Linked DNA regions of Homo sapiens: region 1 is linked to region 2. The links are chromatin loops, found by intact Hi-C in ENCODE. Cell type or tissue: Calu3. All regions are shown on one strand. Links, peaks and the distances in the headings refer to the core of each region. The heading gives the core; the rest is flanking DNA. Region 1 overlaps ATPSCKMT (ATP synthase c subunit lysine N-methyltransferase). Region 2 holds the start of LINC02112 (long intergenic non-protein coding RNA 2112).

Region 1 (15,747 bases), core at 4,803-8,802, 340 kb after region 2:
GTTATGTGTACCATTATCCCAGTGGCAGAGATACACAGAAAGCCAAGGCTCAGAGGCAGTAAGTCATGGGTCCGAGGCCTCTTGCTGATGACAAAACTGGAATCTGAACCCACGTCAGGCTTACATTTACACATACATGTATACAAATGTACACATATACAGCTTAGATTCCATAAAATACAGTAATCTAGTGGTGGAACAAATTATTTCTAATAAATGTTATAAAATATAAACGCCTCTCTGAATCCTTTAGAAAATTAATTTTGCCATGAAGTACAAAAAGGAAAGAGATACAACTTAAGTATGAACAAAGTTATAGGATACTACAAACAGTTGGTAATATATACTGTCTTTAAAAATCATTTCTCCTTATCGAGGCATTAAGCCATATTGTTTATAATGTGAAGAGCTATTGGCATCTTATTTTCCTACCCATAACCATGACCATCACTTATTCATCTTTTCATGCATCCAGGTGCATGGAAAGGCAGTAAGTACAATTTTTAAGAAAATAGCATCAAAAGCAGATTTTAAATCTACCTGTTTTTCTTCGTTTGTTTTCTCCAACAGTTAAGGAAAGTAATAGTAATTTCTCATTCCAAACCAAAGACAATTATGCTCCTTTGCTAAGGACACAGCTGTAAGTCTCTACAAGATCAGGGAAGACTACAATATTTCAGAAAAACACTCCCAGTCAAGTTTATGCTTGAATGGGCAGCTGGAAATGCATCGATGTACAGGGCCTCTTTTCACGGCCTCTAAAAGTGCTTGCATCATATGCCCACACTGTGTCTATCCCCTCCCCCGTGACGTGGTCTGGAGTCCAATGTGGGAAAGGGAACCGGCAAGCAATAACTCGTGCATCATCCTCAAGTTCACGTTCAAGTTTCTTCTCCAACTGCAGCATCTGTGGAGAGTAACAGCTATTATTTTAGTGAGCAGTGAGTCAGAGGAAATGATCCCAAAATTTCCTGTTTTTAAGAGTCCCTGAAAATACCTGAGCAAAAATTACTACTTGTTAAAAAGAGCACTCTGGGACACAAACACATAAACAAACAATCCATTGAAATACAGAAGATACACTGACAGCAGTTGTAAGAACACCTTCTAGTATTAATTATAAAATATGCCATTTTTAGCAGATGTCTATCATAGATTTATAGTTTTCTAAATAAAATCAGGATGTGGCAGTAATTTTAATAAGAAGCAGTTTTAAATAACGCACTTCAACACTTCAATATACCTAGTCTCATATATTTAAGACATTATTTTTCCACCATTTTTTAAGAGAGAGGGGTCTTGTTATGTTGCCCAGGCTGGTCTCAAACTCCTGGGCTCAAGCAATCTGCCCACCTCGGCCTCCCAAAGTGCTGGGATGACAGGCGTGAGCCACTGCGCCCAGCCACATTTTTGCACATTTTTAACATCTCTGAAATCAGGACACATCACACAACACTAATTGTCTTAGAATTATAATTAGCAATTTTTTTGTTTCTCAATAGCAATGGTGCATCCTAAAATCAAGATCTACAGTCAATGAAATGTGGTATAGTTAGACTATGAAAAAATATGCACAATTCTACCAACTGGAAATATCATGAAATATTTCATAATTTTTAAAAATGTATCCATAATATACTGATAATGAATTTCTTGATAGCCTAACTTATACCACCGTTGTACCATTTTATTATCAATCTACCAATAAAGAGTTTTTATTATTTGCTAGAAGTATTGATATTTTAATTACATCAGCAAATTAACAACTACTTAAAAACTTATCTGCAGATCCTAAAAATATATTACCACCTTCACCACCTTCACATCCTAAAAATAATTTTTTTCTACTTTCTTCTTTTAACTTGCTATTTTGGGATAATTTCAAACTTCCAGAAAAGTTGCAATAACAGAACAAAGAACTCCTGTATACCTATACCCAGGTTCAAATAATTTTTTTTTTTTTGAGACAAGATTTATCGCCCAGGCTGGACTGCATTGGTGTGATCTTGGCTCAATGCAACCTCCGCCTCCTAGACTCAAATCATCCTCCCACCTCAACCTCCTAATTTTGTAGAGATGGGGTTTTACCATGTTGCCCGGGCTGGTCCTGAACTCATGAGCTCAAGCCATCTGCCCACCTCAGCCTCTCAAAGTGTTGGGACTACAGGCGTGAGCCACTGCAGCTGGCCTACAGGTTTACCGATTTTCAACATTTTGTCACATTTGTTCTCTTCCTCTCTTTGAACATTTTTTTCCTAAACCATTGCAGAAAAGGTTGCATACAATATGCTCCTTTACTTCCTTAATACTTCAGTGTGTATTTTCTAAGAAAAATATTTTCATACATAATCCCAGCACAGTTATATTCAGGAAATTTAACATTGTATTCCAATATAATAATTCCAAATAACACTGCGATTCTGTCATTGCCCCAATAATGTTCTGTATAACATTTCCCAAGGGTATGATCCAGTCCAGGACCATTTTTGCATTTAGCCATAACATTCCTTTGGTCTCCTTAGACGGAAAACAGTTGCTCAGTCTTTCTTTGGTTTTCGTGACAATAACATTCTTCAGTTATCGGACCGAGTGGCCCTGGCGGTGGGTCCTCTGATGTGTGCTCATGAGCAGTGCGGTGTGTGGTCTTTGGCAACACCCCACCTGTGAAGCTGTGAACTTACCAGGGCTCCACAGACACCCAGGAGGCCCTTCTGCTCTTGATGATGGCAGTAACCACACAGTGAAGGTGGGATCCGGTGTCTCCATTGTGCAGTTGCTATTTTTGCTTTTATAATGAGTAGTTTGTGGGGAGATGCTTTGGGATGATGTAAATCCTGTTACTCATCAGAGAGTCCCTACACTTGAAATAGCACTCACGGATGATTCTGGCCTGAATCAATCTGCTAATTCTGTCCTTTCTTCTAGATGTACAGTTGGCACTCTACCGTAAGGAACAGCTTTCCCCTCACCTGCTCTGCCTCTCTCTGTCTCCTTATCTACCGATCTGCTATAAGGACAAACACCTATATTCTTATTTCATTTGATGGGTTATAATCCATTACTGTCCTTGTGTATTCGAATGCTCGAATTCTCCTAATTTGGCCACTGGGAGGCTCTTGCCGCTGGCTTCTCTGTCCTTTGGACATGCTGTTATCAAATACTGTGAGCACTCCTTACATTCAGGCTTAACAAAATGTTCCTGGCTTTTGTATCTTCCCTTCCACAGTCCTGATTCAGCCTTTTTCTCAAAGATTCCTGGTTCCTCTTAGTGAGAAGTGATATTTAGAAAACAAGATCTAAGCAAAAATTATTCCTCTAAAAAGTAACCAAGATGAAATTGATAGGGCTTCTATGATGGTTTTATTCCTGGCCTATATCTTATAACCAAGTGCTCAGAAAAACTTCTACATGACCTACAGCTGGAATGAACTAAATTCTAATTCTTCATTAGAATCAATGCGAAGATAACACAGAATAAATTCTATTAAGGATGGAGGAATTTCTATTCTTTTAACAGCCAGTATAGATTAAAAAAAAAAAGTTTTGTTCCTTGAGGGAAAAATTAAATAAGCAAAGAATGAAACAATATGTGTTTTTCCAAAATATCAGAGATTTCTTATGGTAATTTTGTTCATAAAAAGGATAATTATAAACTTATTCATGATGCTATTATTCTTTTCTCTTTTATAGTTTCTTTTATTTCCAAATGATTGTCATATGCTAAGTCAAGATAAACCTAAAAATGAAAGGAGCTATTTCCATCATAAGAAATTAACTGACTAAATTACACATAAATATGCAATGAATCTGGTGCTTGATATCATACGCAAAGAGAAGCCGTGATGTGTCATGTCTGCGTAAAGGAATTCAAAATTATTCATACAATTATAGGTTTCAAAGTGGCATGAACTCATCCTATTCTAATTACATCTACAAAACTTTAAACATAGTTCTGAAAGGTATAAGATAACCCAGCCCTGCCACACACACACATCCCGCCCCCCAGGAACCCCGGTTTCACTGGGCCGCCAGTGTAACTCACTCCTGGCACTTCCTCCTCCCCAGGCTCCCCTCTCAAGTCCTACTGGTTGCCCCTAATTTCCTAGACCTCTAATGCCAGGGTCCAGAGCTCATGCCTTCAACAGCTCATCCTCGTGCTCCCCATGGAGTCTCAGCTACTCCCAGGCTCCATCTGTGCGGATGCCCAACAAACCTACATCTCCAGCCCACCCTCTGGCCCGAACCCCAGACTCCTTCTCACCCACCACTGCCAGCCTGATGTCATGTACACCCAAACTTCACATGCCCATGCTGACTTTCCCAGCCAGCTCCGCCTGCACCTTCCCCAGCATAGTTCAAAGCAACTCCAAGCGTGTGGCAGGATGGCCCGGTGGTCTAAGGTGCTAGACACAAGCTTCCACTTCCCAAGGCAACTCCAAACTTCCAGTAACTTGGGCCAACACGCTGGGGCTGCCTGTGACCCCACCTTTGTCTCTCTCCCCAACGTTAGATCTGCCAGCTAGTCCTGTGGATTTTATCTTCACAATGCACACAGAATTTGATGCTTCTCACCAGCTACTCCGTGGCCTGGACACCTGCAAGAGCTTATAACCTGTCTCCCAGCTTGTACCCACCCCTGCCTCCACATGGCAGCCTGTGACCCTTCTCAAGCCCAGCCAGCCCTGCATTCCTCTCTGCTCACCCAAGGCTCCTGCCCTTCCAAGGGCTGGTGTCCTTCCCATCCTGCTTCCTCTCTGACCTCCCCACGCACACTCATGCCACACCTGCCTGCTTGCTGCACTGCCCCCCACCCTGCCCGAGGCGCTCTTCCCTGCACGCCCCCTCCCTAACCTCAGAGGTCACCTTTGCAGGGATCCTGTCCCTGCCCCACCCCGCCCTTGCTTTGCTTTGCTCCACAGCACTTTTGCTTCTGCTGTATGATGCATCTTCTACAGGCATCTCATGTAATATCTGCTCTCCCCACTAGCATATGAGCACCTGGGGCAGGTGTGTTTTCTCTTGTACTCACTGAAGTATTCCAAGCGATTAGAACAGGGCTTGCTATAGTGGCCACACTTGTCAAATGAATGAAGGAAAGAAGGAAGAAAAAGTGATTCAGCTACGAGTTATTTTTCTTCACTAGAACATAATGATAATATTTTTGTTCATCAGTTCATAAAAGCCAAGCATGGTGGCTCACACCTGTAATCCCAACACTTTGGGAGTCTGCAGCCGGAGGACTGCTTGAGCCCAGGAGTTTGAGACCAGCCTGGGCAACATAGTGAGACTCTGTCCCTGCGAAAACTAAAACCATCAGCCGGACATGGTGGCACACGCCTGTATTCCCAGCGACTTGGCAGGCTGAGACAGGTGATCGCTTGAACCCAGGAGGCTGGGGCTGCAGTGAGCCAAGATCACGCTCTACTGCACTGCAGTCTGGGCAACAGAGTGAGACTCTGTCTCAAAAAAAAGAAAAAAAAAATTCATAACAGAATTTGTAACTAAAATTGGTCATTCTTTGAAGTTATGAAAGTAGATAGCTTTCTGGGAAAAGTATAAATAATGGGTATATTTAGACCACATTCATTCATTCAACAACCGTTTACTGAGTGATGCCTGTGCCAGTGCTGCGGTGCTGGAGGCCTGGGCCAGCTAGAAGAAGAAAGGCCTGGTCCCTGCCCCTGAGCTGATGGTGCAGTGCACACAGCTAGCAGTGTCGAAGCCTTCAGACAAAGAAATGCACAATAACCCATCTAAGGACAGGGCAACAAGGTACTATATGAGAGTAAAGCGGGCCGCTGGAGCTCGCCTCATTGTCATCAAGGACTGCCTTGCAGAGGAAAAGACAGCTGGCCCATGAGTGGTCAGTGCTGTTCGACGAAGTCCAGAGCCAGGGAGACCACAGTCAGAAGGAAGGAAACACCCCAGGCTCTGGGAAGAGCAGCAATGGCGAGGTCCAGGGGGCCGAGAGAAGGACGGAGGGCTGGTGCAGAGAGCTGAGGGCAGCATGGCCCAGGGGAGGCTGGAGGGGAGCAGGGGCCCCTGCGCACCAGCCTCAGGGCCACAGTGAGTATTTGGGCCTTATCCCTAAAAACGGCAAGAAGTCACAGAAGGGTTTTACACAAGAGCAAGGCTGATCTGCTCTGCACTTTGAAAAGATGCTCTCAGTGCGTAAGCTCATGTTAAACATGGATGTTCACAACCCCACAACTGGCTTGACCAGATCCAGATGGGATTCCTGCTCCTTTTTAGATAGATACATACTTGTGTGGAAATGCTAGGGCACCTCTGATTTTGAGCTACAACCGCACAGAGCTGTTAGGGATCATCAGTCTGGTATCAGAAGCAGGGGTGAGGGTTTACAGCCCCAGAGATTCCTGGCTCTGGGCCTCCCCAAGGCTCCCCTGGCTCTCTGAGTATCTACCTGGGCATCAGCAGGGAACGTCACATGGCATGCTGGCTTTGTGGAGTCACCCAGCCACGGCTGGGATGGTCGACTGGCACAGCACACGCCCCCTCCCCTCATGGCCTCCACTGAGACACAGCTTGATGAAGGCTGAAAGTAGGGGCCTCCACACACAAAACTTAGCCTTCCAAACCAACAGAAGCCATCCCAGCCTCCGCACCCCTGACCGACCCACCAGCATGAAGACAGCAAGCTGGCCAAATCTCTATTACAGGGAACGTGGACACTTTGTATCCTTCAGCTGCTCCCCTTTCTCCTTGGGAATAGTGAAATGGTACATGTTCCTTATTTCAGATTTCTCTACATACAGAAGAATGGACAGTAATCACAAAAGTATTCATAAATAATAAGACTCTTATTTCCCCTGATTGAACAGCTCCATAAAGTGAGTCAGTCTACTTCAAACATGGTAAGAAGCACCCGGAGTCGGCTCCACAGGTCCTGGAGTGACGATGACTACCAAAGGCCACTGCTGCCCCCCGCTGGGACAAGTAATCCTGATTTCATCATCCTGCCTCTCCACAACGCATGGAATTTCCAGTAAATGCTAACATTCTATTTTTATAAAGCACAGATTCAAATTAAAGTTACTTGTCTCCAAAAAGCTAACAATTCCATTTTAGAACGAAAGCCCAAACATCACAGGTAATAAATCACCATCAAAATTGCGTATCAATCTATGATCCCAATCAGTTTTTTAAAAATGACCAGGGAGTGTGCCCTTCTACCTCATTTCACTTCTATAAGAAAAGGCTGAATACCAAAGTTTGGTCTTAATTTTAGGCCTAATGAGAATTATAAATGTACAGGATACTGTCACTTTCAAGAACATTTTACAAGACTGGGCACAGTGGCTCACACCTGTAATCCTAGCACTTTGGGAGGCCGAAGCAGGCAAATCACTGGAGGTCAGGAATTCAAGACCAGCCTGGCCAACATGGCAAAACCCCACCTCTACTAAAAATATAAAAATTAGCTGGGCGTGGTGGCAGGTGCCTGTAGTCCCAGCTACTCAGGAGGCTGATGCAGGAGAATTGCTTGAACCAGGGAGGTAGAAGTTGCAGTGAGCCGAGATCATGCCACTGCACTCCAGCCTGGGCAACAGAACAAGACCCTGGCTCAAAAAAAAAAGAATATTTTACAAAAGCATTTCTAAATTATATTTTAAAAGTAAAGAATATGGCATTATACTGAAGGTCTTAGTAGTAGAAATACATTTCTCAAGCACTGAAATGTCTTATACAAAAATTTGGGTATTAATTAAAAAACAAAATAAAAAAAGGTAAATTGTCTTTTTAAAAAATTAAAACCCTATCAGCTATATCACAGCATTTTAGCAAACATTCAATTCTGCCAATTTTATTATGGCTACAATGATAGACTTTGAAACGTGAAAAGGGATTTCTTTCCATGGTCTGTGCACCAGCAATACAGCAAAAGCTTCCCACCATGACCATCCTTCCAAAGGCTAAGGAGGGCCATTTTCAGTACAATACTGTGGCATTTTCACTTTTGAAAGTACATAATCAAAGTTCAATATGCCATCCTCTAGCAAATCAGTAAACTGAGGTAAACTGAAACTACTCAATGCTCATCCACCCAGAAAATTATCTTCCTTCCAAATGGGAGGAATGATCAATTCAGAGGGAACATCTCATTAACTTTCCGGAGCGATTTCAGCGAAGTGGAAGTGAGCGGCTGTGAAAACTGCAAACTACATTAGACACGGGACCTCAGAAAGCAGTTTCCAAACTGGAATGTTTAAGGCTTAGGGAAATCATTGAGAATTTAATCTGAAGCCAAAGTTTAAAAGTATGACTGAATCTTTTATGATTAAACTTCTAAGACTCTGAAGTATTTTATTAAATCAATGAACTGAAATCCAGTGTTCCCTAAAATCTCTGGGAGGCCATCACCCTCACACGGGTGAGTGGTGGTGTTGTGGCTGGAAGGGCCTTCAACATCATCTAACCCCAAACAGAGAGCAGGAAAGTGCATACTCACCATCTGAGGCACACCGAAAATAACAACGTTCGAGTACTGCGAAAAAGTAACCTGAACAAGGTGGGAAAATAATCAGTAGATTAAGTGCAAAAAGCCAAACGTGAAGCTTAACTTGTTTTACAGAAATGGGTAGCAGTTTTCCATTTTACCAAACGGTGGGTTTTGATGAACTCCTAAGAACAGCGGCCCTCCTTAAGATTTCACAAGGAAAAGAATAACATGTTCATGCTCTCATTCATTTTAATTCAATCCACTGCAGTTTTCCAAACGCTTCCCTGTAAGTCATCCCATCTCATCCTCAGGGTGACTCCATCCAGGGCACGCCCCAGTGGTCATGCGTCAGACAGCTAGTGACCACACTGTGACCCCACTGTGACCAGCTGGTGGCACCGGGGCCACGTGTTCCCGCACCAGTCCACTCTATACCACCAGCTTCACCAGAACACAGGAGACTTCAGAACCATCTGTTTTTTGTTGTTGTTGAACCATCCTTAAAATTTGAGTCCCCCTCCTCTTCTCTAAAATACTATGTAAAAAAGTGCAATAAAATGGTCTTTAGTTGAAAAACTGGGGGGAAATGTGCTTTGCCAGTTAAAATTCTTATTGCCCAATAAGTCTTATTTACTCTATAGAGAGATCGTTTATGCACATATGGCATAAAAAAACAATGCAAGCAAAACTCAAGTGAATTTTTGTAAGCTACTGATGACAATATTACAATGGAAAATTCTTATTTAAGAAAAAGCATTTTATGGAACATTCCTAAAGCAAAATTACAGGGCATTTTTAGAGTTTTTAGAGTACAAATAAATTTGGAAGTATCTTATACTTTATGAGGATAAGAAATAACCGTGATAGCACGATTCTCCAGCAACCATCTCTGTGTCTCTCTAAATATACGAATATGCATACACACACTCACACAGGCACACAAATGGAAAAGTCTAATATTTATCAATAATAATTTATAGGATTTCCAAATGAGATGAAAAATCTCATTATTTTGTAAGAAACAGAAATGACAACATTTTAATTTAGTAAATAAATTCTTGGAATTCACAAGACCTATCATATAAAAACTTTAAGCTTCTCTCTAAAGGAGACTATTTGTAAAACGTATCAATTTTACATATTTCATTATGCCAGAATATTCACTTGGATTTTAATTATTTTTCTTTTAATACATTTTTCAGTTCTCAGTCATACTAATTTTGAATAATAAAATTTTCCCTTGGATTTCTCTAGGGCCATTCTCTGCCTTACATACCTTCCACAAATCTGAAATATAAAATTTGGCAGATCCATGCACACCTTCTCGCCAAGCGCGGTATCTGGAATACCAAACTAGCCATGGGTTTAATTCATAACCAACTGCTGTGAACCCTTTCTTCGCAGCCGCTATGACCTGTGGAGAGAGGCAGGATTTATTCAAAATAAGAAGAAAAAATGAACATACATGGTCAAACAATATGAATATTTCCTATCAATGGTTTAAACATCCAATCAAAAAGCACCTCCCGTGACTAAGACATCATTTTAAAATGTGTCTCTAAAGCGATATAGCTTTGTGGACAACGTAATAGTCAACCCATGCAACTTAGTTTCCTTGATTGGTTAAAGACTTCACCTCAAGTATCAGAATAGACATTCAGGTTCACTTGGAACACCTCCATAATTGATTCTAGGTCAGCCAACCCCCGGGGAGGTCGAACAAAACATTGCTGAAAATCCACTGCATCTCTCCATCAGTGGGCTAGCACAGCAGCAGTGAAATGAAAGTGTCTGGGAGGATGGTTTTGTGAACAAGTAATAATATGCAATAAAAATAACCTGTCAATGAAAAATCTGCAATTAGTTACATATTTCCTTTGTAGTTAATGACTGTTTACTCAAAACTGAAAACAGGTAAAAGTAAAATGAAATGAATCCCAATAACGTCAACTGTGGAATCCCACTGGCCTCCGGAGAGTGGGAGGGATGTGGGGCAGTCCTGGGTTCTCTCTGCCTGTTCTGTCCTGCCCCATTCTTTAAGGGAGCATCCCTTGACTCAGCTGTCCCACCTAAGATAGTTCCCAAGTACTACAGTGCTGCAAGAAAACATTTTCTCAGAAACCACAGATACTCTTCAAATACGTAAAGCATTCAAATATGAATTTCAAAACTTTCTCCTTGATTTATTGATATGGTTTGGCTCTGTGTCCCCACCCATATCTCATCTTGAATTCCCATGTGTTGTGGGAGGGACCTGGCGGGAGGTAACTGAATAATGGGGGCAGGTCTTTCCCATGCTATTCTCATGACAGTGAGTAAGTCTCACAAGATCTGATGGTTTTATAAGGGGGAGTTTCCCTGCGCAAGCTCTCTCCTTGCCTGCCACCATCAATGTAAGACATGACTTGCTCCTCCTTGTCTTTCACCTTCCACCATGATTGTGAGGCCTCCCCAGCTGTGTAAAACCGTAAGTCTAATCACCTCTTTCTTTTGTAAACTGCCCAGTCTCAGGTATGTCTTTATCAGCAGCATGAAAACAGACTAATATATTTCTTTTTTTTTTGAGATGGAGTCTCGCTCTGTCACCCAGGCTGGAGTGCAGTGGCGTGATCTTGGCTCACTTCAGCCTCCGCCTCCCAGGTTCAAGCGATTCTCCTGCCTCAGCCTCCTGAGTAGCTGGGATTACACGCGTGCACCATCATGCCTGGCTAATTTTTGTATTTTTAGTAGAGAAAGGGTTTCACCATGTTGGTTAGGCTGGTCTTGAACTCCTGACCTCGTGATCTGCCCACCTCAGCCTCCCAAAGTGCTGGGATTACAGGCATGAGCCACCACACCTGGCCACTAATAAATTTCTTAGAAACAAATAGTGGCTCCCAGAGGGTGAGGGGAGGAGAGGAGTAGAAAGTTATTATTTAATCGGGGCAGAGTTTCAGTTTTGCAAGATGAAAAGAGTTCTGGAGATGGGTGGTGGTGATGGTGGCACGGCAACGTGAATATGCTTCACACCCCGAACCGTACACCTGCACATGGTTAAGATGGTAAACACTACGGTATGTGTATCTTAACACAATTTTATAAGTAAAAAAAAAAAATTAAATTAAAAATATCTTAACTTTCTAACCTCCTCGTGATTATTCTAGCTCAGAATCACAAAATCAGTCTCTATGTCTGTAGGAGCCGGTGAAAGGTGATAGAGTCCTGCTGGCCTTCACACTAAATGCTTCCATAGCACCAGCCTTTCCCACTGCTGCTGGAACTTTTCAGCTTATCTCTGGGATGAGGCTAAGGATGGTGCCACCCTGCCCACAGAGGAACCTGCTCTGAGACACCCACTTGCCCATCAGTGGCCTTTTATTTATAGGTGCCCAACTGCGGTCAAGTGAGAGAAGTTCATAAAAAGACTGATCTTCGGCTTAGTGAGGGTTAATCACTGGCTCTTTCTTAACTCTGTATTACCCCAGGAATTATTACTTATACATGGATAAATACAGACAAATGCAGAAGCAAACAACTATGGGGCAAAAATGTAAAGGAGTGAAATGCCATGATTTAACATATTTCTTCTCATGCCACCTCTGTTGGCCCATGTATTTTAAGAGACAATTTGATAATTACCAGTTAACTGTTCTTTTTCACCTGGCATGTTTACAGCACACTTCCTCCTTTAAGAACAAATTAAATCTGGGAAAAATGAATTCCAAACACACTGGTAGTTGAATAGTTTGGTCAAACAAACATAAAATGAAATGAGCACTCTTTCAAGCTGTCAGATTTAGTTAAGTCTTTGTGTAAGCCTTACTAAATGTAAAGCAGAAATTTTAAGTTCTGGTTTCAAACCTTAAAATGTTTTAGCAGAACTCACAATGCGTCCGTCCCCACTACCGATGTCCACAAGGGATCCTCTTCGGCATCGCAACATTTTCACAACATTTTCAATCTGCTTCGTAGTTGCAGGTACAAACGGCAAACAGACTTTTCGAAGGGCTGGCGTTACAAACGGCGTGGCTACAGCGTACACAGCCACCAGGGTGCCACCCACAAGCCCAGTAAGTAAGAACCCCCAGTTGCTTTTCTGCAAACTGTTGACTTCAAAACTTGCAGGTAGAACATGTCTTGACTGACTTTCTTCTTTAAGTGTTTCTAGGGGTATACCTAGATTGAAAGCAAGCAGAAGAGACACATGTAGCACCAAATCTGAAATCCAAGAGAGCATTTTTTTCTACAATTCTCATTGGCAAACAAACTCATGCTTTTTAAAGGATAATTTAGCTGAATACAAGCTAAATGTCAACTGTAGGATCCCACAATTAGTTCTAAATCCTATTAAGGTATTTTGAAGAACATTATTCAATACTATGAGAAGACTAAAATCTTTTCTTTCCAAAGTACTGATTTTTTGTGTGTCTAGGAGTCATCCTTACAAAACAATGTATTCAAACTTATCGAGTAATTTATTAATTTAATATCCATTAGTGCAAGTTTTAATCATGCACTACATATTTTTATGTTCTGAACTAACAAAGCCTCATAAACAAATAAGCATAAAGATGTCTAATTATTACCCAATTTCAAGTAGAATTAAAGGATTCCACATCAAATCTGGTCTGGCATCTACAATCCAGTTTCACCAATACAATTTTAAAGTAATAGAAGAGACAAAAATCAGGTTTTACCAAATATCTTAAATAAGTATGGTAATAAAGAGACTTTTACAGCGGATCCAAAAAGAACAAAAAATAAGGCCGGGCGTGGTGGTTCACGCCTGTAATCCCAGCACTTTGGGAGGCCAAGGCGGGCCGATCACGAGGTCAGGACATCGAGACCATCCTGGCTAACATGGTGAAACCCCATCTCTACTAAAAATACAAAAAAAAAAAAAATTAGCCGGGCGTGGTGGCGGGCGCCTGTAGTCCCAGCTACTCAGGAGGCTGAGGCAGGAGAATGGCATGAACCCGGGAGGTGGAGCTGACAGTGAGCCGAGATCGCACCACTGCACTCCAGCCGGGGTGACAGAGCGAGACTCTGTCTCAAAAAAAAAAAAAAGAATAAAAAATAAGATCATCATTTTAGTACTATCATAAACATAAAATAACGCAGACCCCAATCACTGATTACAAAGAAATGAATGGTACCTTAAATATCCTTTTGAGATTTGTCCTTTAAAATGCATTTAAATGGGATCTCAAGATTTTGAAATTAATATTGACAAAATTGATTTTAAAATTGATTAACAAGGAGCACAGTACAGGAGGTAAAAGCAGGACTCCTCCAGAGCCAGCCAAAGTTAGGATCCCAGCTCTGCCACCTCACTAATGATGGGACCCTGAATCCCTGGTCCTTGCTGAGCCTGTTTTCTCATCTGCAAAGTGGGGGTCACAGGGATATTGTGAGGATGAAATGAGTGTATGGAGGTAAAGCACTTAGAACAGGGTCGAATGCAGTTATAGGTTTCCTATAACTGCTGTAAGAAATTGTCACAAAATTAGTGGCTTAAAATAACACCATTTATGGCCAGGCGCAGTGGCTCACACCTGTAATCCCAGCACTTTGGGAGGCCACGGCGGGCAGATCACCAGAGGTTGAGAGTTTGAGACCAGCCTGACCAACATGGAGAAACCCCATCTCTACTAAAAACACAAAATTAGCCGGGCGTGGTGGTGCATGCTTGTAGTCCCCAGCTACTAGGGAGGCTGAGGCAGGAGAATCGCTTGAACCCGGGAGGCAGAGCTTGCAGTGAGCCGAGATCACACCATTGCATTCCAGCCTGGGCAACAAGAGTGAAACTCCATGTCAAAAAAAAAAAAAAAGAAAAGAAAATCACCATTTATTATCATACAGTTCTGGAGGTCAGTCTGAAATGAATTGGCAGGCCTGCGTTCCTTCTGGGGGCCCTCGGGCAGGTTTTCTTGTCTCTTCCTGCTTCCAGAGGCTGCCCACATTCCTAGGCTCTTGACCCCACATCACTCCAATCTCTGCTTCTGTCCTGACATCACCTTCTCTCACATGCCTGGCTCCCTCTTAATTTATAGGAACCCTCATGATAACACTGGGCCCACATAAATAATCCAAAATAATCTCCCATCTCAAGACCACTGATTACATCTGTACAGGTGCAGGAATTAGAATGTGGACATTCCTGGAGAGGACATTTTTCTTCCCACCACACCCATGAACTACGGCAATCTATTCTAGTGCAGTACAAATTTGAACCCAAGACACACAGAAAGCTGGCACACAGCAGTGGGTCACCCTCAGGGCAGCCAGCCAATCGCCAGCATCCCCCACTCAGCGCAGCTTTGTTCTTGATTCCTGAAGCCCCTTAAAATGAGTTGTAAAACTGATTTCACAGTGGAAAACGAACTGGGTCGGCGGAGGGGGCGGTGGGAGGAAGAATGCTACTAATGCTAGTGCTAGTATTAATGCTAGTGATGGGGGTAAAGAAAATTAACTTTAAGAAGGTGATGGCATTTGATAGAAAGCAAAAGCTTTAAATAATTTCAGTTATAATTTTGGCATTTTACGGAGGAACTTACAGGCATACCTTGGAAATATTTAGTTCCAGACCACTGCAATAAAGTGAGTATTGCAATAAAGCAAGTTACACAAATATTTTTGGTTTCCCACTGTATATAAAAGTTATGTTTACACTATACTGGAGTCTATTAAGTGTGCAATTGCACTGTTCAAAAAACAATGTATGTACCTTAATTTTAAAATCCTTTATTGCTTGACATTTTGGTCTGATTTATCTTCGAAAAATTTTTTTTAATTTTTAAAAAAGAGTTTATTGCTAAGAAATGCTAATGATCATCTGAGCCTTCAGTGAGTCATAATCTTTTCACTGGTGTAGGATCTGGCCTTGACGTTAATGGTTGCTCAATGATGAGGGTGGTGGTTGCCGAAGGTTGGGGTCGTTGCGGCAATTTTTGAAAATAAGACAACAATGAAGTTTGCTGTATTGATAGACTCTTCCCTTCATGAAAGATTGCTCTGCGGCATGTGATGCTGTTTGATAGCATTTTACCCACAGTGGAACTTCTTCCAAATTTGGAGTCAATTTTCTCAAACTCTGCCACTACTTTATCAACTAAGTTTATAAAATATTCTAAGTTCTTTGTCATCATTTCAACAATGTTTACAGCATCCTCACCAGTAGTAGATTCCATCTCAAGAAACAACCTCCCTTGCTCATCCATAAAAAGCAACTCCTCATCCACTGATATTTTATCATGGGGTTGCAGCAACTCAGTCTCATCTTCAGGCTCCACTTCTAACTCTCTTGC
Region 2 (15,747 bases), core at 6,950-10,949:
TGATCCACTGGGAAAATACTGTTTCCATTTTGAGTTAAGCTGTTGAGTTTACAGTTGAATTAAAGCATTACAGCGGGGGTTTTTTGCTCACTGTTTTTTATTGGTGGCGGGGGGTAACCAGATTTGCATGTTTGCATTTTCAGATAGTGCTTCTGACTTTATTGTGTGGAGCAGATTGTGCTGGGGCAACAGTGATGTAACCAGACATCAGGAGGCTGCCAAAGGCCCCTCATGTGAGAGGTCATGGAGCCTCACAGGACTGGGTCAGAAGGGGCAGAGTCTGAAAGAAGTGGATACCAAGTCATCAGAGCTGGGGTGGGGATCCAACCCAGGCTGACGAAGCAAGAGAGCCAACAAGGACTCCGTGGTCTCAGACCTGAAACCAGAATAGCCATGACATTTGTGATGATATGCAAGCTGGGAGAAAGACCAGGCTTGGTGGGGAGCGTGAGTGGCTTTCTGGCAGCAGAGTGTAAGGTATATTGAGATACCAAGTAAAATGTCGGGTGGGCTGATTCACACGGAAGTTAGAGAGCGGTCGGGGCTAAAGATATAAATCTACAAGACAACTGGGTTTAAGGAGTAATGAAGCTGTGGGTGTGAGTGGGATCCCCTAAGGATAAAATATAGGGTAAAAAGAAAAAGGGACTCGGGATCCAGCCTTCAGAAGAAATCCCACAGTTTTCATGAACAAGTTGAGTTGGAGACACCTGCAGAGAAGCTAGAAAAGGCAAGGTAAAAAGAAACCAGAACCTTTGTGTTCTCTCAAAAAGGCCGCCTACGTGATGGTTAAGAGCATAAAACTTCTGACATTCTATAAGCCTCAATTCAAATACTTCGTCAATATGTCCACCCATGACCTCACACTTTCCTGCTCTAACACTTAACCCTGATATTCCCCCTAGAACCTACTACTCCTGCCTAGCCCTTCCTCCTCCGCCTCACATCTCAGGGTCTTGCAGCTTCTGTAGGTCCCCTATCTGTTCTCACTTTGTAATCATTATTATCTTTTCTCCTCCCCAGCTTTCCAACCCCATTATATATATCATTGTAGGGCTCATGTTGCCATCCTAAAGTAACAAAGACTATTACACAGTATCCTTAAAAACATAATTTTACAGTCTGATTTGTTCTCTTAAAAGGGACATAAAAGAGTATTTGAAATCAGCAAGACTGAAGCTCTACAAAGACTGATATTTTAAACATGTAAGTGTCCATGTAAACTAATCATTTTTAGTGGGCCTCACTTTACATTATTTGTTTCCTTTTGTCAATTCGATATTTAAATGACTGACTAGTGAAATTTCTTGACCCTGTTTTTAAGGGCCACTGTGACCTACTTATAACCACGTGTCAACTTTAACACCGGATTCCAAAAACAAGGCACAATGTGAGATGAAATGATAATCAAAGTGGATTACTGGAGGTTTGCTTGGAATCCTGGTCTTCCATGTGGACATCGTTTTTTGGGGACAGCATCTGGGGCTTCCTTCTGCTACCACAACCATCCTCAAAGTATAGTCTGGAGACCTCGGTAGGTGCCCATGGCCTTTTTAAGGGTCCACAAATTCAAACCTAATAACATGAAGTCATTATGTGGCTTTTAAAATCTCATTCTCTCTCTAGTCTACCTCAGAGTTTTGATACAGTATCAAAGAAGACTATTCATAATTATCTAAAAAGAAAGCCAACATTAAAATGCATGCCCCTTTTCCAGCCACACATCTGGAAAACAGCAAATCACAACAGACTGAATACAGAAGCAGATGTAAGCAGGCAGCCATCTTCTATTAAGCAGGACGTTAAAGAGCTATGCAAAAATGTAAAACAATGCCAATCTCTCATTTCATGTTCTTTCATTTTGGGAAAAAAAAATTTTCATAAAAAGATATTGTTCATTTAGCATGTAATAGATGTACTATTTTTGTCTTTAGTGAATTATTAAATACTTTTTAAATTTAATTCCTAACATGGTAAGTATCTGCCAACATAACTCACATAAGCAAAGCTCTTTGGGGCCAGGAGACACATGAGTACTTTGGATCCCATGCACAGAGTATGGGTTCCAAAGGTGGCTGGGGGAGGGCTCAGCATTGGCCCTCCCTCTGCTAAGCCTGCTTGCCCACAAAGTGTACCTACTTCTAGGTGGCTGCTATGACCCCAGAATCCAAAAAGTAAATTGAGCAAAAGCCCCCAGCCCACAGTGTTTCCTCTGCCCATATAACATGCCTCTCATTCTCTGCAGATGGAAGCCCAGAGAACAGATATTAGACCAGGACTCGTATTACACCCAGTACCCATCAGGGCAGTTGGACAGTGGCTAGAATATTAAAGAACTTCTGTACCCCAAGCCACCAAAGCACTTCATGACCACTCCAGCTCCTGCCCAACAACTCACAATCATACTTGACCCCTTCTGCAAATAAAAGGGATAGAGCTTGGCAGGCTGACCCCAGTGCATCCTACCTAACCACCTCTAGCTTCCCCAGGACCCCATGGGCTGGCCCAAGCCCTCCCCTCCCTCATAGCCCACCTTAGGTTCTGCTCTTTTTCTTATATATTTAAAGTTTCACCCTTCCCCATCAGAACCCATATGGGCCCCAACACACACACCCCAACCCTCTCCCTTTATTCCTCTCCCCACAATCCCTTTGACCCAGGAGGGGCAGATTTAGGGGGTTTTATTTCTTTACTTTTTATCCTCTTCCTAATGTAGAGCAGCCAGCCTCTTGCCTAGATATCAAAGCAGAAGGGCCATCCTTGTAGGCTGCAGAAGACATTCTGATCTGAGTACGCTGGGCTCAGTCTTTGAAATGCCACATGAATTTCAGATCTACTCTTCTTCCCATGCCATAGCCTAACAACTTTATTACTAGTTTCTCAAGCTTTGTAGAACTCTTGCCCCCAAAAGTTCCTGGGGGTTATCATGTTTTTCTTCCCATTCCTTCCTTTCCAATTACATCATTTTAAGGCCAGTGATTATTAGACTTTGCCTCACCTTAGAATTTCCCAGGGAACTTCAGGTGTCTAGTTGAGCTGGTGTCCAGGTTGAGCCCTGAACCAACTACATAACAACCTCAGGATGGGACCCAGGGTTCAAGAGTGTTTCATGCTCTCTGGAGATGCCGCTATGCTGCCAAGACTGAGAACCAGTTATCTAGGCTGGATATTTAGGCATGTCTTCTTGATTCCCTGCACTTGACCCCCCTCCACTGACCCATATTTAGAACTGTCTGCGGAAAAGCGCCTCTTATGCCCATTCTTTCCATTGGAACTTCCCCTCCCTGAATGAATGGGCTGATAGAAGAAGCAGGCTATGAGTCAAGTACAAGAGTATTACACTCAAAACAAACAAAAAAACAAAAAAGCAGCCCTTCTTCAAGAGACACAAGCCCATTTCTATTCCCTTATCTTTTCACAGACCAAGTATCCCTGCATTCATTTGCCCTTGTGGTCACTCTCAGGAGAGTGCAGGGCAGATCTGACCACTGATCATGCACCAGACAAAGCCACATGTCCCACAAAAGAACCCCTGGAAGCTTTATAAACTACCAATGACTGCACCGCTACCAAAACCAAGTCACTCCAGCTTTCTGGGATAGGGTCCTGGCAGCAATATTTTTAAGGTTCCCCCAATAATTCTTACATGCAACCAGAGAGAAGGGCTCAGGGAATCTTTGCAAGTCCAGCCTTCTTCCTTCTTCCCCTACAAATATCTGGGTGATGTCTTGGTTGCCCCAGCTTTTTTTTTTTTTTTTTGGAGACAGAGTCTCAGATGCCCAGGCTGGAGTGCAGTGGTGTGATCTTGGCTCAGTGCAACCTCCACCTCCCGTGGCCGGGCTTTCTAGTCCATGTTTTCTTTTGTCCATTATCTTGTATATCACCTGGGCCACCTGTGCTTCTGTCCATGAGTCTTTCAGTCTGTTCTGCCTCATTCCAAAGCCCAGCCCAGACTCCTATCTCCGACTTCTTCGCTCAGATGGTTGTTGGTCTTAAATGAGAAGTACCTAGAGCCCAAGGGATGACAGCACTCATTCAACTGTGTTTTCTAATTGGGCTGGTCAAACGGTCCACTTCAAAATTTTTTTTAAGTTAGTAAATGCCTTTTTTACTGAAAAAGTAATACATACTTGTAATAAAAAAAATTCCAACAGCAAAAGTGTATTACAACAACGTAATCTCCTTCTACTTCAGTTCCCTATCCCCCCTCTCCCCTCAGAGAGAAGGACTTCTATGCAAATACCTGTTCACTTTTGTACATCTATCCTGAGGGGCTGGTCTACTTTGCAGAAACAACATAGATTCTTGTGATCTGTCTACTGAATAAGACTCTGTGGGAGGAAAAAGGAGGAAGGTCCCATGAATCTACCTTTAAAGACTGCTCAGGTGGTCAAAGATTGGATGGGTGTGAGAACTGCTGCCAAAACACAGTACCTAACATGGCCTTTAGGCTTTTAGGGAACTTGGAAATATGATAAAAAGTGAATATATGTTGACCCTACGAAAGTTCATCTGTTAAAGTCCTAACCCCCAGTACCTCAGAATGTAACTGTGTTTGGACATGAGGTCTTTAAAGAGGTAATTAAGTTAAAATGAGGTCTTTCCCATGGGCCCCAATCCAATCTGATTTGTGTCCTTTTAAGAGGAGGAAATTGGCCAGACGTGGTGGCTCACGCCTGTAATCCCTGTACTTTGGGAAGCCGAGGCGGGTGGATCACTTGAGGTCAGTAGTTTGAGACCAGCCTGGCCAACATGACGAAACCCCGTCTCTACTAAAAATACAAAAAATTAGCCAGCCGTGGTGGTGTGTGCCTGTAATCCCAGCTACTCGGGAGGCTGAGGCAGGAGAATCGCTTGAACCTGGGAAGTGGAGGTTGCAGTGAGCCAAGATCACGCCATTGTACTCCAGCCGTGAGACTCTGTCTCAAAAACAAAAACAAAAAAAAACAGAAGAGGAAATTTGGACACACAAACAGAGGCAGCAGGGAGACACACACACACACACAGAGGAAATACCGTGGGAGGACATGGCGAGAGGCCAGCCATCTGCAAACCCTGGAGGAAGGCCTCAGAAAAAACCAAACCTGCAGACACCTTGATCTTGGACTTCCAGCTTCCAGAACTACATGAAAATAAATTGCTGTTATTTAAGCCATCCAGTCTGTAGTAATTTGTTATGACAGCGCTAGCAAACTAATACAGTAAGTTAGTTCTATCCTGGTCACCTAGAGATGCTAAGGAAGGCTATAAACAGATTTATAGACATTGGAGACTCCTAAAATGAGGTCATCAGCCCCAAGGCCATGGGGCCCCTTTGCAGGTGAAACCACTTCACAGCAGGTTTCTTTGTGTGGTTCAGTTGGTAAATTTTTGGCCAAGATACAAAGCAAAGGTTGCCTTATACCAACTTCTACCCAGCATAGTGAGAATGAGGTTTTCAGGCTTTCTGGATGAGGTTTAGCATTTCTCTAAAATTTAAAACATGAATGCCAGAAAGTGGTACACATACACATCTAACATAACTGGAGAAGACCATGTGGTGGTAGGGAGGCTTCCTGATGAACAAGTATAGCTGCAACTGACAAAGAACTGTCTGAGTAGCCCAGTGCAGCAAGTTCAGCTCACTCTCTACCTTATACCAAAGGCCTCGGCTTTCTCATGCCTAAGCACATGTCACTGCGTGTGTGTGAAGGGGGGTGATGGGGGAGAAGGAAGGGATTAAGGCAGTATGGCTTCTGCAGAAGAGCTGGGACTGCAAAACCAGTGCCTTCTGATGGAAAGCCAACACATGAGGAGGAGACACCTGGTTTCTTCCTGCTTTGAAAGTGGACCTGGCTTTGATCAATAAGCTATTACAAATATGATGCACAGTTGTGAGAGAAAATAACTTCTGTTTCAGAGGAAATGGCACAGATGAAGGGACCGCCATTGCCTTTGAAAGTCAATACCACCCCCTGTAGTGATGTAGCAGCCACAGCCATATGCAATCACTGTGGCTGAGCCGGGCAGCAGGCAGTCTGCTGATTACTGGAATAGCGCTGCCTCAAAAAGCCTGCAGAGGCGAGGCTTCCTTTTGAATCAGTGCAATGGTCAACAGAGAGGTCTTTCTTTTTTCTTTTCTTATCCTTTTCTGCCTAAACTCTAGAAGCGGACAATAACCATCAGAGATCTGTTCTGTTACAAATCCAATATATGCAGTCTGCCCTTCTGGGCACTCTATCAACAGATCTGCCCCAGCCCACCAATCTTAAATCACACTGTCTACAATGCTCTCAAAAATATTTTATCACAGACAGTGCAATATTCTGTGTGTGCCTTTCCACTGAAATTATAATTCTAGAGGCATCAGTTGCCCTAATAAGAAACAGAGAGTCCAGCTGTAATCTGATGGAGTTACAGTCAAGAAGCCATTGCTTTGTAAAGCTGATATGAACGCATCTGAATTTCAACCTCCAACCTGTACTGTGATTATTAGCACATCCAGGGTTAGGGATGGGTCTTTACTGGTGAAAATAGTGGCCTCTAAAATTTCTATGATGAATGTTATAACTAGCTTCTTAGTGTGAAATTAAAGCTATCCAAGATATGGGTATTGGTGAAAATATTTTAGAGTTACCCCAACCCTTATACAAGGTATATGGATCCTGAGAGACCTGTTAGCTTCCCCGCCTCCCCAGGCAACTTGGGTCTAGCCACCAAGGTGAGAGGTTTCTGCCTATCAGAGGGTGACCACAAAACACAGAGAACTGGGACTTCACGAATCTTACAGAACTGGTTGGATTATCTCTCGTGTCTTTTGCTAATAGTATTTGTTTAGTAAATGTCCATATGGGTAGCAGAATTTGGTTTGGGACTGGCTTTCTTTAAACTGGCATTTGAGGTTACAGGAGAATGGCTAAACCTCAGCCACCTTTCATTTTTTGGAGGCTACATTTTATACCAAAAAGAACCTAATTGGTTTAGGTCAGTTTAGAAAACGTATCCATCATTATTCTCCAGACGGGCTGAAGCTCTGCGAGCCTTGTCTCTGTTACTTGTCCTCCCTTCTCTAACCGCCGACCCAAACCGCCGACCCAAATTCTAGACCTCCCTCAGGGTTCAGCCACTTGAAGATCATTTCCACTTGAAGAACACTTTCTATGGAAAGTATTCCTCACCTAATGGCTTTACTTTGTGCCCCAAAAACAAGGGCTAAAGAAATCACGCTAGACTTTATCCACTTTGCCATGCCTGTTTGGCAATGTTGTTTAGGTCTTAACACTTCATGCCTATATTCTAAGTCCTTGCAAGGCAAGGACCTCATTTGCCACACTAGTTAATTATTTTGTATCTCCCCAAGCAATAAATCCAATCCCATGAACACAGCAGGACTTGCTAAATGCACCCACTGCTTCTGCATCTACTGTGTGCATGACAACTTTGGGGCTAAGAAGGGAGACAACAATTTGGCTCCGATCCCCAAGAAGTCATCCAGGAGAAGAGAATGAATGTCGATGGTTCAGAGAGGCAAGTCTCTTAGCCTCTGCACTCAAGCATTTTACCATGAAAACATCTGTGTTATGTAATTTCTAGGGCACCAGGAAAAATGGCTACTTACCCAGAAGACTAAGGATGATCTTAACTTTTCCTCCAGCTAATTATTTAAAGGGATGTAACATGAGGTTTTCTTAAAACAAAACAAAACAAAATAACAGCTAGATATGGCTGGGCACGGTGGCTCATGCCTATAATCCCAGCACTTTGGGAGGCCAAGGTGGGTAGATCACAAGGTCAGGAGTTCCAGACCAGCCTGGCCAATATGGTGAAACCCCGTCTCTACTAAAAATACAAAAATTAGCTGGGCGTGGTGGCGCATGCCTGTAATCCCAGCTACTCGGGAGTCTGAGGCAGGAGAATCACTTGAACCCAGGAGGCAGAGGTTGCAGTGAGCCGAGATCACGCCGCTGCACTCCAGTCTGGGTGACAGAGCAAGACTCCATCTCAAAAAACAAAAAAACAAAAAACAAACAAAAACACCTAGATTTGCAACTGGTGTGTTCAAGTTAACAATCCACTACTGTGTGTGTAAGTTTAGGCTAACCGCACGTCTATACCCAGAACTTAGGCACTGGCTGTTTTTGACTTCAATAACTTTCCTGAAATGACAAAGTAGGCATGTATTATATCTTTGCCTAAAGACAACTTTTATGAGATCATACATTCCCATTCTTGGGAGGGTTCTTTCTTTTTTCTTTTTGCTGAATTAACATTTGAAAGAAGAAGTCATTTGGTTTTATTAAGCATGATTCTTCTACTTTGGTAGACTAAGCAGTTCAAAATGTACTAGGAAGATGATGAAAGCAACCAAACAATTTATCTGAAGAGAAAGATAAAATTACTAAGAGCCTGCAGATTAAAGAACACATTTTCTGTTTTAGATTGATATATAAACACAACACTTAAAGAGGAAACATGAGCCAAGGACGCATCTTCAATACAGTCCCTCAAATTTTAACTTTAATTAATCCTCCGAATTTCATAACAATGTATTTTCTAATGACACGGGGACTCACTTCGGAATTCTAAGTAAGACTGTTACTGTTCCCAACGCATCCTTGTGTTCCTAATGACTAAGCTTTAAACTATTAATACATATCTTAGGTTAATTAAGTGGGCTAATTTTCCTTGCCTAATAATTGTTCACGATAATCTAACACTGTTTAAGCTCCAAAATAACCATCTTTGAAAAATATACATCCTTAAGTGTGTCTCCTCCTATTATCAGTGGGGAAAATGTGACAGTAAATTACTGAGTAGGAAGTACAGAATTCCCAAATACAAAGGGGCCCAGATTTTAAAGTACTTCCAATTTTATGGCACAATAATCTAATCTTATCCTCACAAAGCCTCCTCATCTCCTGGCTCCAAGATCAGAGGAAATTCTTTAAGAGAGAGGGACGAGGTAGAAGCCGTGTGTACGTGGTTTTGAGACCTTCCCTAAGCTAGGCCTATTCCTGCTGGCCTCTAGTTATGAGAAAGAACACTGAGGCCTCTCGCACATGGCTTTGCCACCACCAGATGGCACATCACCATGAAAGCAGGTTACAGACAGAATTCTGCCACAGAAATCAATGTTTCTTGGCAAGCAGTCATGAAACAATCTGTTCCTAGAAACTCTGCAAGGTCCCAGGTCTTGGCCACTTAGAAACTCCTCAAGTCCCTTGCATGATCAGGACACAGAATTCCCAATTAAGAGGCAGGAAGCAAAACAACAGAGAGCCCTAGATGAAGGGCAATACTCTAAAGGAGAACATGTAGCAGCTGGGCCCTCCAGATTCCTGCACCCCTGTCCACAGACAGGCAGAGGGGCCTGGACAGGGATTAACCAACCCACAATATTCCAACGATCATGCGCACCACCCATTTCTTTCAATAAAACTTATCTGCAATAATCCTCATGCTAATTAACAATTATCTAGTGCAGACATTTACAGATGGAGGTCGTTGAAGACGGGAAGTGGACATGGAACTGCGAATTCTTGTTGGCTATCTTTAAAATGCTAACCGTGCCTACCATTGGAATGTGTATTTCTCTTTTGGACACTATAAATGCCAACTAACCACCCTTAGGACATAGAGTGAAACTAGCCCACACATATAAATATTTTACACCATCTATACTAAAATATTTTAGAGGAAAATTATAGACAGACAACAGTATGAGCTTAAGGATGGAGTCGGCACTCAGGATGTATGACCACCAGAGGAGTTCAGAGGGACAGGAGTGACTACTGTCTTCATTTCTCCATTCCACTCTCTCTTATACAGCCCAAGTTTTCTGAAATAGTATACCAAGGGGAACTTCTTTCCCTCTCAATTTGAACACAAGACAGCAAAATAGCTAAAGGTGGCCGAGTGTGGTAGCTCATACCTATAATCCCAGCACTTTGGGAAGCTGAGGTGGGCAGATCACCTGAGGTCAGGAGTTCAAGACCAGCCTAACCAATATGGTGAAACCCCATCTCTACTAAAAATACAAAAATTAGCTGGGTGTGGTGGCAGGTGCCTGTAATCCCAGCTACTCGGGAGGCTGAGGCAGAAGAATTGCTTGAACCCGGGAGGTGGAGGTTGCAGTAAGCCCAGATCGCGCCACTGCACTCCAGCCTGGGCAACAGAGCAAGACTCTGTCTAAAAAAAAAAAAAAAATAGCTAAAGGTGAAAATTTCAAATAAGCAGCCTCTCACAAGAAGACAAAAACTAGACTCTATGTAAATAGATATGAAAACAGTGCCCTCTTTAAAGTGCTTTTTTTCTCCCTGCTTAATGGTCTAGAAAAGACACATAATTGCCTTATAATCTTACAGAACCTCTATTTGAGCAACAAAGTTGAGATGTCCCAATGGAGTCCAGTTGGTGATTACATCATTAGAAGGTGGTTCCCAGCCTGTGGTCCGGTCCCCAAATGAATCAATCGATTTGGTTGTTCCCAGTTTTTTTCTATTACAAATAAAGCTGAATCATACAATATTTGGAGTGAAGATAAGTCTCCATTTCTCTAAGATAAATGCCCAAAAGTGCATTCGCTTGGTCATATGGTAAGGAAATGTTTAGTTTCATAAGGGCAGTCATGCAAGACAGAAGTAGGCAGAATTCAGAGAGGCAGAATTGTATACTGGGTACAGATATGTTCTCTCTCTGAAACTAAATGTCTTAGTTTTATACACAAGCTTCACAACTTACCACCCATCAGATCCTCATTGATCAAATGGAGATTATAATGATAATGAGGCCATTTCAACAGCATCATGGTGATGATTTGATTAGTTAATTCATGACATGTTCTTAGAACCACCTCTGACAAACACTATCCTTTCCACAGATGTTAGCTACTAAAATTTGCATGATTTCAGCCACCAGTAAGATTTAATATTTTACCCTATATTCATTAACTTACTGAATTTCTTCTCTTATGGATTAAATGTTCATGCTTGAAAATACAAGAAAAGATTTCATTTTGTTTCAGTATCAAATGCAGCACTGCATTCAAGAAAGCTTAAACACAGAAACATCCCGCCAGTGGGGCAGAGTACAGTCGATTTACACAAGCCAGAGTTATATGTTTCATTATGTATAGGATATCACTCTATAGTCTAAGATACACTTGCTCAAATGGTTTTTTTTTTTTTTTTTTTTTAGACGGAGTCTGGCTCTGTCGCCCAGGCTGGAGTGCAGTGGCGTGATCTCGGCTCACTGCAAGCTCCGCGTCCCGGGTTCATGCCATTCTCCTGCCTCAGCCTCCCGAGCAGCTGGGACTACAGGCACCTGCCACCATGCCCGGCTAATTTTTTTTTGTATTTTTAGTAGAGACGGGGTTTCACCGTGTTAGGCAGGATGGTCTCGATCTCCTGACCTCGTGATCCGCCCGCCTCGGCCTCCTGCTCAAACGGATTTAATTTGCGTGGGGAAGAATAATGCTGGTTGCATTCAGCCGCAACAGAGCAGTTGATCAGGAACAGACCCTGTCTGAGAAGCGTGTCTCTGTTTGCACTAGTCGTCCTCGGAGGACACAATACCTTGGCTCAGATTCGCAGCTGCTTTGCTTTGTACCCTTCACTCACTCAGTAAATAGGTACTAGTGCCTCCCATTAGGGCCCTGGGTTGGACCCTGAGAAGACCACAGAGAAGGGTAGGCATCTCTCCAGGAGCTTTGATCCTGAACTTGACTTAAACACCAGAACAAATGGCTGTGAAAGGTGGCAAACAGCTCAATACAAATGAATGTCACAGTCTAGAGATGATGTAGCAGCAGAAAAAAGGAATTGCTAGAGATTGTAGGGGACAAAGTAAAGATGAAATAAGACTTCTTACAGAAAGCGACTCTGGTGAGACTAAGCTACCAGAGAACCTGTTTGGGCTGAGAGAAAACCATCAGCCTAGAAAAGAGGGCATGGCCAAAAGTTTAGGTATGCACAGGGGCGTTCATTCTTCTGGAAAACAATGTGGCCAGAGGGGACAGTAGAAGCCAGGAAACAATAAGAAAAAAATATTGAAAGAATTGTAGTCTGAATGTAGAAGCTCTAGAATACTGACTGAGTTTACACTTTGCTCTGGGTATAATAGGGGCCTTTGAAAGCTTTGTAAAAGGAAGTGTACATCATAAGCAGGGTATTTTAGGGGATAAATCTTCCTGCAGTAAGAAGAATGAATTGGAAGGGGAAAAGACAGAAAGTAAGGCACTCTGTGGGAAAATAATTTCAACTGCGCAAGCATGAAGCGATGTGGATCCAGGCCGGAGACAGGCAAGAAGACTGGAAGTCAGATTGTTCTATTTATTTTCCGGAGAAAAAGAAAGCACACCTATGCTAGAAAAATAGCTTCGGCAAATGCCCCATATAATAAATTGTCCTTCACTTACTCCACCCATGTGTTTTTGCTTTAACTAACCATGAATAGCTGCTTCAGCACCAGCCTGTTTATCATCCTCCCACGTCCAGCCTAGCAGGACTGAACTGAAAGGATCTCAGAGTAGTGGACTCGCTGGACTGCAAGATGCTACTCCTGTTAATCTTCCATTACTCTTTGATGTTACGTCTGTCCCTCAGATATCACGGGCAAAGCATGCCAAGATATTACAGTTGACACCTGGGGTAAGCCAGTCTTTTATCCCCTATTATAGCTGTATAGCTCTTAAACATAGTGTGTCATTGAATACCATGCTCTACTATTTAGCCTTACTAAAGACCTGTGAGGTTATAAAATCTTTATTACAAATTTCTTATTCATAAGTTTATAATTTAACAGTATGCTATTGAGGCATACATGAACTGAGTGGGTCAACTACCACACTGTGGACATGTTCTAGAATGTTACTGTGCTTTTGGTTCTTCCCAGAGGGCTGCTGTCTCCCCAGATCCTGGAAGCAGAATCCCTGTAGAGCACATAACACCCCCAAATTTAACCCAGCCATGGCTGTCATTTGGCTGGCCAGCAACCCATGAGATAATTTCTTCTAAAATTTGGCTTTCAATTTCTGGTCCAGCATATAAGGAGCTTGGAAGTCACCACTCCACCTTAACAACAAGTCAAAAGCTAAACAAATGGAAACATCAAAAATTCTTCTTAGATCCATCATAGAGGTGAGGTCACAGGGCAAACTTCTGCCCCACAAACTGGAGAGACAGGCAGATACTAAAAATCACAACTTACTGGAGCAGAAATCCATGAGCAGAAGCCTCTTTGGAAAGTCACGCTGGGGTAGGAAAATCTGAACCGTAATTGACAGTTGCTATAAACTCAGCGTGGACAGGTCTGAAAGTTAAAAACTACAGATCAATACAGTGATCAGTCCCCACCTCCCCATACCCCTCACCACCTTTGAAAATTTTAATCTCATGGAGCTTAACCAGGTTCTCACGGTGGCTATCGGAGAAAAAATCACTCGTGTCTTCAGCAGGTAGAAGGGAAAAGTAACCATTTTGAAATATATCAGATAATTCTTTTTTAAAAAAAAATGTGTGAGTATGTAGTAAGTGTATATATTTCTGGTGTACATGAGATGTTTTGATACAGGCATGCAATGTGAAATAAGCACATCATGAATAATGGGTCATCCGTCCCCTCAAGCATTTATCCTTTGAGTTACAAACAATCCAAGTACACTCAGGTTATTTTAAAATGTACAGTTGAGTTACTATTGACTATAGCCACCTTGTTCTGCTATCAAACAGTAGGTATTATTCATCCATTTTTTTGTACACATTAACCATCCCCACCTCTATAAGTAAGTGAAAAAACCTACAAGTAAGTGAGAACATGTGATGTTTGTCTTTCTGTGCCTAGCTTATTTCATTTAACATAATAATCTCCAGTTTCATCCATGTTGTCCTTTATTTTTTCCAATAGGTTTTTGGGGAACAGGTGGTGCTTGGTTACATGGATAAGTTTTCCGTGGTGATTTCTGAGATTCTGGTGCAGCCATCACCTAAGCAGTGTACACTGTACCCAATGTGTAGTCTTTTATCCCAACCCTCACCCACCCTTTCCCCCAAGTCCCCAAAGTCCATTGTATCATTTTTATACCTTTGTGTTCTCATAGCTTAGCTCCTACTGATGAGTGAGAACAGATGATGTTTGGTTTTCCATTTCCGAGTTACTTCACTTAGAATACTGGTCTAGCCACCCAACAGACCTACCAGGCTCTGGGCTGGTACTGGAGAATGTCTGCAAGGAGTCCTGTGATGTGATCCATCTTCAGGTCTCTCAGCTGTGGATACCAGCACCTGCTCTGGTGGAGGGGAGTTAAGTGGACTCTGCAAGGGTCATTGGTTATATTTTTGTTAAGTGTGCTGGTTTTGTGTTGTTTGGCCTCCAGCCAGACTCTCCTTGGGTGAGGCTTGCTGCAGCTGCCATGACAGATGGGAGTATGGTTCCTAGGCCAACAGAGTTGTGTTCCCAAGGGGATTATGGCTGCCTCTGTTGTGTCACACAAGTTGCCAGGGAAGTGGAGGAAAGCCAGGAACCACAGGCCTCACTCAGTTCCTGTGCAGCCCAGAGCTAGAGAGACCAGTCTCACTCTCACCATGCTCCACAAACAGCACTGAGTTTACTTCCAGGCAGCAAGTGAGCAGGCCTGAGAACCTGCCCCAGGCTACAAGCCTCCCAGCTGATAAAGCAAGCAGACTCACAGTTCCTCAGCTGTCCCACAGAACCTGCAATGGCAATCCACCTCCTTCAAAGGGTCTGTGGATTCTTTTGGCTTTTCTGGTACATTCTTGCAGTAGTTCCTGGAGCAAAAGTTCATTATGTGGGTCTCCACATCCTGCTCTGTCCATCTGAGTGGTAACTGCAAGTTAGTCCTGCCTCCTAGCCACCACTTTCCCCCAGAAAATATCCCTGTTGCTCTTTTTAACAAGCTCTGACTGCAAGATAAAGTATTTTACCAAAGCCTGATCTTCTGGGGATGTATCAGAGCCTAATTGACCTGATGGAAGGAAAATACCCCCAATCAAGCTAGCTCTAGCCTTACATATAGGAGAAAGGACACCCAAATCCAGCCCCCGACATCCATCCTGTCTCATCTAAGGCTTGAGACCTACCCATAGGACTATGAAACACTGTCCTACATCTTACCACCCACCACACACTAAAGGCCTATTTACAAGACTTCCTTTTGCCCAGTACATCACATCCACATTTCACCAAACATGACAAGGCACACTAAACGGCAAAAAATACAGTCTGAAGAGACAGAGTAAGCATTGAAAACAGACCCAGATATGGCAGGGATGTTGAAACTATTAGACCATGAATTTAAAAAGACTATAATTAACATGCTTAAAGCCCTAATAGCAAAAGTAGATAGCATGTAAGAACAGATAAATAATGTAAGCAGATATCTAGAAATTCCAAGAAAGAATAAAAAAGAACACTAGAGAACAAAAACACTGTAACAGAAAGGAAAAATGCCTTTGATGGCTCATTAGTAGACCGAATACAGCTGAGGAGAAAAATCACTGAGCTTGACTACATTAAAACAGAAACTTCAAAAACTGAAAAGCAAAGAGAAAAAAGACAGCAAAAGAAACAGAACATAATATCCAAGAACTGTGGAACAACTATGAAAGGTGTACATGTAATGGTAATAACAAAAGGAGAAGAAATAGAGAACACAAAAGAAAAAAGTATTTGAAACAATAATGGCTTAGAATTTCCCCCAAATTAATGTTAGACATCAAACCACAAATCTTGTAAGCTCAGGGAACACCAGAC

Evidence for each region. Peaks named below come from ENCODE experiments on the same cell type or tissue, not always from the same donor. Only the 100,000 strongest peaks of a DNase experiment are listed, where the experiment ranks them.
Region 1: a loop joins it to region 2, with 22 times the contacts of the local background. A loop is called at or near these places in 2 of 110 quality-filtered maps.

What each region holds. Positions count from the first base shown.
Region 1 is chr5:10,226,741-10,242,487 of GRCh38, forward strand. ATPSCKMT (ATP synthase c subunit lysine N-methyltransferase) reads right to left here. Exons shown (of 5, transcript NM_199133.4): 2 at 12,327-12,616; 3 at 9,738-9,875; 4 at 8,471-8,521; 5 at 1-907. The coding sequence ends at 701. Among named protein-coding and RNA genes, the nearest start is that of ATPSCKMT, 15 kb to the right of the region's middle. In Calu3, for the core only: no CTCF peak of the experiment used is centred there; a DNase peak (open chromatin) is centred at 6,921.
Region 2 is chr5:9,889,467-9,905,213 of GRCh38, forward strand. LINC02112 (long intergenic non-protein coding RNA 2112) reads right to left here and starts at 14,358. Exons shown (of 13, transcript NR_027112.2): 1 at 14,059-14,358; 2 at 13,186-13,287. It also overlaps a transcript of TAS2R1 not described here. RefSeq lists an enhancer at 5,732-6,233. In Calu3, for the core only: CTCF peaks have their summits at 9,068 (motif pointing right) and 9,274; a DNase peak (open chromatin) is centred at 9,055.